Linked DNA regions of Homo sapiens: region 2 is linked to region 1. Evidence: chromatin loops called from intact Hi-C (ENCODE). Cell type or tissue: natural killer cell. All regions are shown on one strand. Links, peaks and the distances in the headings refer to the core of each region. The heading gives the core; the rest is flanking DNA.

What was found. Hi-C counts contacts between places; a loop is a spot of excess contacts. Peaks named below come from ENCODE experiments on the same cell type or tissue, not always from the same donor. Only the 100,000 strongest peaks of a DNase experiment are listed, where the experiment ranks them.
Region 2: it touches region 1 in a loop (10-fold over the local background); 2 of 110 quality-filtered maps call a loop at or near these places.

Annotation. Positions count from the first base shown.
Region 1 is chr3:188,437,940-188,440,869 of GRCh38, forward strand. The region is part of intron 4 of LPP (LIM domain containing preferred translocation partner in lipoma); the gene reads left to right. Among named protein-coding and RNA genes, the nearest start is that of LPP-AS1, 130 kb to the right of the region's middle. In natural killer cell, for the core only: no CTCF peak of the experiment used is centred there; a DNase peak (open chromatin) is centred at 1,342; H3K27ac peaks cover 2,386 bases.
Region 2 is chr3:188,552,309-188,555,238 of GRCh38, forward strand. All of the region lies in intron 6 of LPP (LIM domain containing preferred translocation partner in lipoma), which reads left to right. Among named protein-coding and RNA genes, the nearest start is that of LPP-AS1, 15 kb to the right of the region's middle. In natural killer cell, for the core only: no CTCF peak of the experiment used is centred there; a DNase peak (open chromatin) is centred at 1,523; H3K4me3 peaks cover 281 bases; H3K27ac peaks cover 2,348 bases.

The sequences.
Region 1 (2,930 bases), core at 269-2,768:
CACTTGGGGGCCAAAAGGACATTTGTAACTGGTTAAGTTGGAAGATATTTATTTGTATAAGGTGGGTAGGGACAGGATGGACAGGCTATTTTTCTTGGCCACACTCACTGAATTTAAATAGGCAATGGAGATAAATCAGTTGTGGCCCAACTAGACTGCCTGGATATAATATCCTTTTGGACTGGATCATGTCGTTTCATTGCAGTCAGGATGGCTAAGCATGGTGATGGATCATAACTGACCAAACAGACAGGTTGGTTAGAATGTATGACCAGTCATAGCTGTGTAACTGAGGAACTGATTATATTCCTGTGACTAATGAAAAAGCCCAATCTTAGAGTAGCTGTGGTAATTATAATGAGAATACTAGTAAAACATTTTAAGGTGTTGTGTTCCAGACACTATTCCATGCATTACACACACACACACACACACACACACACACACACACACACACACACAGTCTCATTTAATCCTCATAATATTATGAGGTAGTGCTATTATTAATATCCATTTTCTGGATGAGGAAACTGAGGCCCCAACCAGTGAAATAACTTGCTTTGAGTCCCATATTAAGTAGTACTACCCAGGCAACCTGGCCCCAGAGCTTACTTACACGTGTAGTAACTACACTGTTCTTCCCATTTATGAGGTGATTAAACTATGGAGGCAGGCATGGCATACCTGCAGAACAGGACTAGAATCTCATAGGTTTTTGAACTTATTAGGCAGACCTAAGGTTTTTTACACTTCCTGAGGCTATAGAACAGAACTAATCTCTTAGCCTTAATGTCACTATAACGTAAAAACCACGTGAAGAGAATTACGATGGTGAGCAGAGGATAGGACACTTATTATAGTTGTTACCTCATTTATTTAATTCTTTGTTTCTTAGAGAATAAGATTCTGGTACATAGCAGGTTCCCATTAAATACCTATTGATTTAAAGTTTAAAACAAGGAATAATGGCTAAATGAATCATTGAATGCATATGTCTATTTCTTGGAGGTCTAATCATGTTTTCAAAACTTTGGCTCAACTGTAGTTAGTGCAGAGTATGTATGGTCATTCTGCTAGAGCAAAATCTTAGTATAGGATTAAAGAACTCTGCAAATTGTTAAAACATGCAGGTACACTAGTTTCAAAATGTATTAGTTTGATTTATTATTGTCATTTTCTGATAAAGAAAGGGGAGTAGTCTCCCCTAAAGTTTGGTGATTAAGTCACCAGCCACCTTTTCTATTTTGGTTGTTGTGGTAATTGGTGTTTCCTGGAAATTTTCCCTCTGTTCTATTAATAATGTTAAAGGGGGTTACAGCCGTGACTCACTCCAGGAAGTCAACCATCATTCGCTTCCTCAATCTCACCAACCAGTCCCCATGTACAAAATCAGCGACTTCTGCAAATGAGTTACTTTACAGCTCTCAAGAGAGTTCTAGAAAATACAGCTTTTGTATTTCGCTGTGTGCTTCCTGCCTTGGCAGAGAGTAAAACAAACCTTCATGTTTTGCTCCTTGGTAGTCTCGAGATAATTGACCAGTTAGGTAACTAGTGTAGTCTCACTCAAGAGAAATCCCACTTGCTGTCTAACAAAAGTCCCTTGGCACTCAGATTTGCAAAGTTAAACCTGGGGACAGTTCATGAAGTCCAGTGGAGTCTATACTTCTTTTATACCTGGCTTTATGTTTCTGTATTCATTATTTTGCTCAATGTTTAATTAAGTAATGAATATTTTAACTTGTTCAACATATAACTCCGTATGTCTTAGCACTGCTGTGTAGTAGATACCATCATAGGCACTGAGGATGCAGTACAGACATGGTAGCTGCCCTTGGGAACCTTCTATCCTAGTTATTGTTCACTATATTACCAAGTTAACCACAGGGAAAACAAGTTCAGAGAATACATAGGCTGTGGGCCTGTCCTAAAGGAATCAATCTGTAACCGACATGTCTAAAGTTGTGCAGGATAGGATTATTCCACTTAATTCTGTAATTTGTTTTGTCTGGAATTTATCTCATCTATGCCCCCACCCTCACTCATACACATAAACATGGAGATGGAACTTAACTGTGCATTCTCGTGGTACTTAAATTTTTGTACCTTGGATTATCAAAATTTTTGTTCATGTCCTAGCTTCTCTGCAAGTTCTTTGGTTAAAACCAGTGTGTGACACATCTCTGGATCAGAAATGTCTTCCTTTCTACCTTTCACCTTCCCCAACCTTCCTGGTCTCCTAGCACAGTGCCAGATGAATGACAGCTGTTTAGTATGTTTGGTAAATGCTAACTGTGTGTGATCTTAGAAAAGTTAGTGAACTTTGCTGATTTTCAGTGTCCTCTTTCGTAAAAAAGAGAATAATAACCATTTCTACTTCCTAGGTTGTTGTCAAGGTTAAGTATTATATTTAAAGTTTTTTTTTAGTAGTGACTAGCACTTAGTAAGCACTTACTGAATGTTATCATTAATAAATGATCTTACAAAGCAGTAGCATTTCCTTCTAGGATTTTTTTGTAGTCCTTCATGATTGATAGAGAAGAGACATGCAGTCTAGGATTTCACATCAGCTTTTTAAATATAGGAAACCAGATGTAAATATGCTGCTTCGGTTATTTACATCTGACATTCTTGCATGCTTGCTGACAAAACATTAAGTAAAAATTATGCTACTCTTTCCCTTAGATGTCAATTCATGGTCACATTAAAGTCACAAGATTTTTCCTGAAACTTACTGCTGGTACCAATTTTACCATAGGTTATCTTAATTAGTATCATCACACAGTGGTGCAGTTTGACCTTTGGGGTTTGATTCCAGTCCTTTGTTTATTCTGACTGTGAATGGAGGAGTCAGGCAGAATGACCTTTACATATCTTTACCTCCTTCTCCCATCTTCTGCTGGCATAGAAAACTTTGCATAAAGAAAGGCAAC
Region 2 (2,930 bases), core at 99-2,598, 110 kb after region 1:
TCATATATTACTGATTTAACTGTCATCTGGAAAACTTTATGGGAACTAAGTAGAGGATGCCATAAGGACCATTAACTGCTCCTAAGATATGATGAGCAAAGACTGGAGAATAGGAGTGGGCCTAGTCTACAGATTAGTTTTCTATTATTGCTGTAACAAGATACCACGAAATTGGTGTCTTAAAACATCACAAATTTCTTATCTTACAGTGCTGTAGGTCAGAATTCTAGTCCAGGACTCACTGGGTTAAGATGAAGGTGTCAGCAGAGCTTCGTTCCTTTCTGGAGGCTCTAGTCATAGTCATTACCTTTCCCAGCTTCTAGAGGCTGCCCATATTTCTTGGCTCTCGGACTCTGTCTTTCTAGTGACATTGCATTTCTCTGACCACTCTTTCATAGTCATGTCTCTCTGACCACAGCTGGGAAAGATTCTTTGCTTTTAAGAACTCATGTGATTAGATGAGGCTCACCTGGATAATTCAGGCTAATCTCCCTGTCTCAAAATCTTTAACCTTAATCACATCTGCAAAGTCTTTGTAATCAACATGTTCACAAGTTCGAGGAATTAGAGTGTGTACATTCTTGGCGGGGTGGGGAGGGCTGTTCTTATGCTTATCACAGTCTGTTTTTAGGAAAGTAGATAAGTTCACAACGTTAATGCATGGAGGCTGAGATTGTGAGAAGAAATGAAGCAGCCAGTCATAAAGTGTGTTTCGTGCTAATGTAAAGAGTTCTGAAGTTATTCTGATGGCCATAGAGAGCTATTCAATTCTACCTAGTAGAGGAATATTTAATCTATAATGATGTCAAACAATTGAAGTGGGTAGCTTGTGGTACCCAACCATCCTTCGCATTTTAAACATGGGAAAATGAAGACTATTTTTTGACTCAGTATACTTGGGACACATATTAGTGCCATGTACCTATCATTATTTTCCCATATCATGTGTTTTTCTACCCTTTCCTCCTACTTGTTTTTCCTCTAGCCTGTGAGAATGCCATTCATGATTTATAATGTTCTGGGTAAAAAGTTCAGGTAGACCTACATTAAGCAAAGGTAACTCAGATTTGGAAGACTGAAGCTTGGTAGCAGGGAGGGGGTTACTTAGGACAGAGAGATGCCTTGGAATGGCCGCACATTGAGCTCGTGCATGTTGGAGCTGGCATTACCCATGTGAGGAGGTGGATGACCTGTCTATATATTCAACACTAGCTTTTCTTTGAGATCCCCACAAAACAGATCTAGGAAATCTAATGAAAGAATTATCCCTGCTACACCGTGTTTTTAACATAGGAACGGACAGTTAACTTGTGTGTTTGTTCAAGAATGATTCATAATGCAGAAGATGAACTGGTGAATAGAAGAAGCCTAGTAAATTGGAAGATTCTCTTGATGAAACAGAGAAATTGAGATTTATTATTCAGTCACTTCCAATTACACTGTTGTGTTGCAGAGGAAAGCAGCTAAACAGGATGTTGGCTGGTAACACCAGCAAAGTGGAATCAACCTCAAAGGAGATGGTGTCAGAGTGGTGTTCAATGCCTGAGCTTCTACCGAGTGAGTCACTTGTGTGAAAATGTCTTGACACAGATAGAATTGAGGTGCCCACACTATATCTGATCACAGAAATGTTAATGCAGAATAGCAAACTGGCTTTCATCTTCATGGGATTGCAGGCTGGGGGATAAAAGGGGGTGCATTTTTAAAGGTCATCTCTATTGCTTATGAGAAAACAATGTATCACATCCCATGCATCTGTGAGACTGTATATCAAGAATCAGAAATAAATACATTTGAAGGAAAACTGCAAGTTGTTTCTCACGTGTGAATTTGATGCTTTTTTTTAAAAAAAAGAAAGATTTTCTGGAAGAATTTAGCCTCCTGAAAACTTGTTTCTTCTGTGTTGTAGTTGATAATATCTACCACCCACTGTGGTGCATGGAGAGGAAAAACCTTCTATCCCCTACTTTATGTGTTATTGATGTGACATAATTTTTCAGAATAGCCACACAATTTCAAATGTGACTTCTTTTCTAACTTGCAAATAGAGCTGACAACAGCAAGATATGTCCTGTAAACAAACCCCAAAAGAATATTTTTGAACAAGTTGTAGTTCAATTTATACCAGATTATGGAACACTAGAGATTTACAGTGATGCGTTCTTTTATTTAGATGGAATAGGAGAACCCATAGAGTTGAAGCTGTTTGTCTGAAGGTTTGCAGCAGATCAGTGGCTCTGCCAAGCCTGCAACTATCATCACCTGACTCCAAGTTACTCTCTTTCTAGTCCAGCACAGCTGCCTCCCAAGTTTAATAGTCTATGACTCACAATCCAAATCTATGGTGACATATAATATTTTACTTTGATTCCAAATCAACAAGCCAGTTTTAGAAGTGCTTACACTGCTGCATTACTTTTTATACTATTGGGTTCTTCAAGTTGAGTCTTATTTCTAGAACTCCAATAAGAATAACCAGAGGAGTCATTTATTTTGTTATTATGACATATTTATTGAAGACTTATTGGGTGGCAAGCTGTCTTATAGAGGGTGAGGGTACAGCTATGCATAAAACAATGTGTATTTTCTTAAAAGAGTTTATATTACTGTGGGAGAGGCATAGTAAACATGTTAGGTTCTATAGAGAAAAATAAAGCAAGATAAAAGTGAAAGAGTGCTTTGGGTTGAGTGGAGCCATAGTTGCTATTCTGCACAAAGTGGTTAAGAAAAGCCTTAAGAGGAAGAGATATTTGAGGAGAGATCTCAAGGAGGTGAGGAAGTGAGCTCTGCAGATATTTGGGATAAGCATGTTATAGACAGAGGGAAGCACAAGCGTGAAAAGTCTGAGAAGATCATGGCTGGCATCTGGCATTTTTAAGAAAGAGTGAAGTAGCCAAGGGTGCCTGAAGCCAAGTGATCCCAAGGAAGTG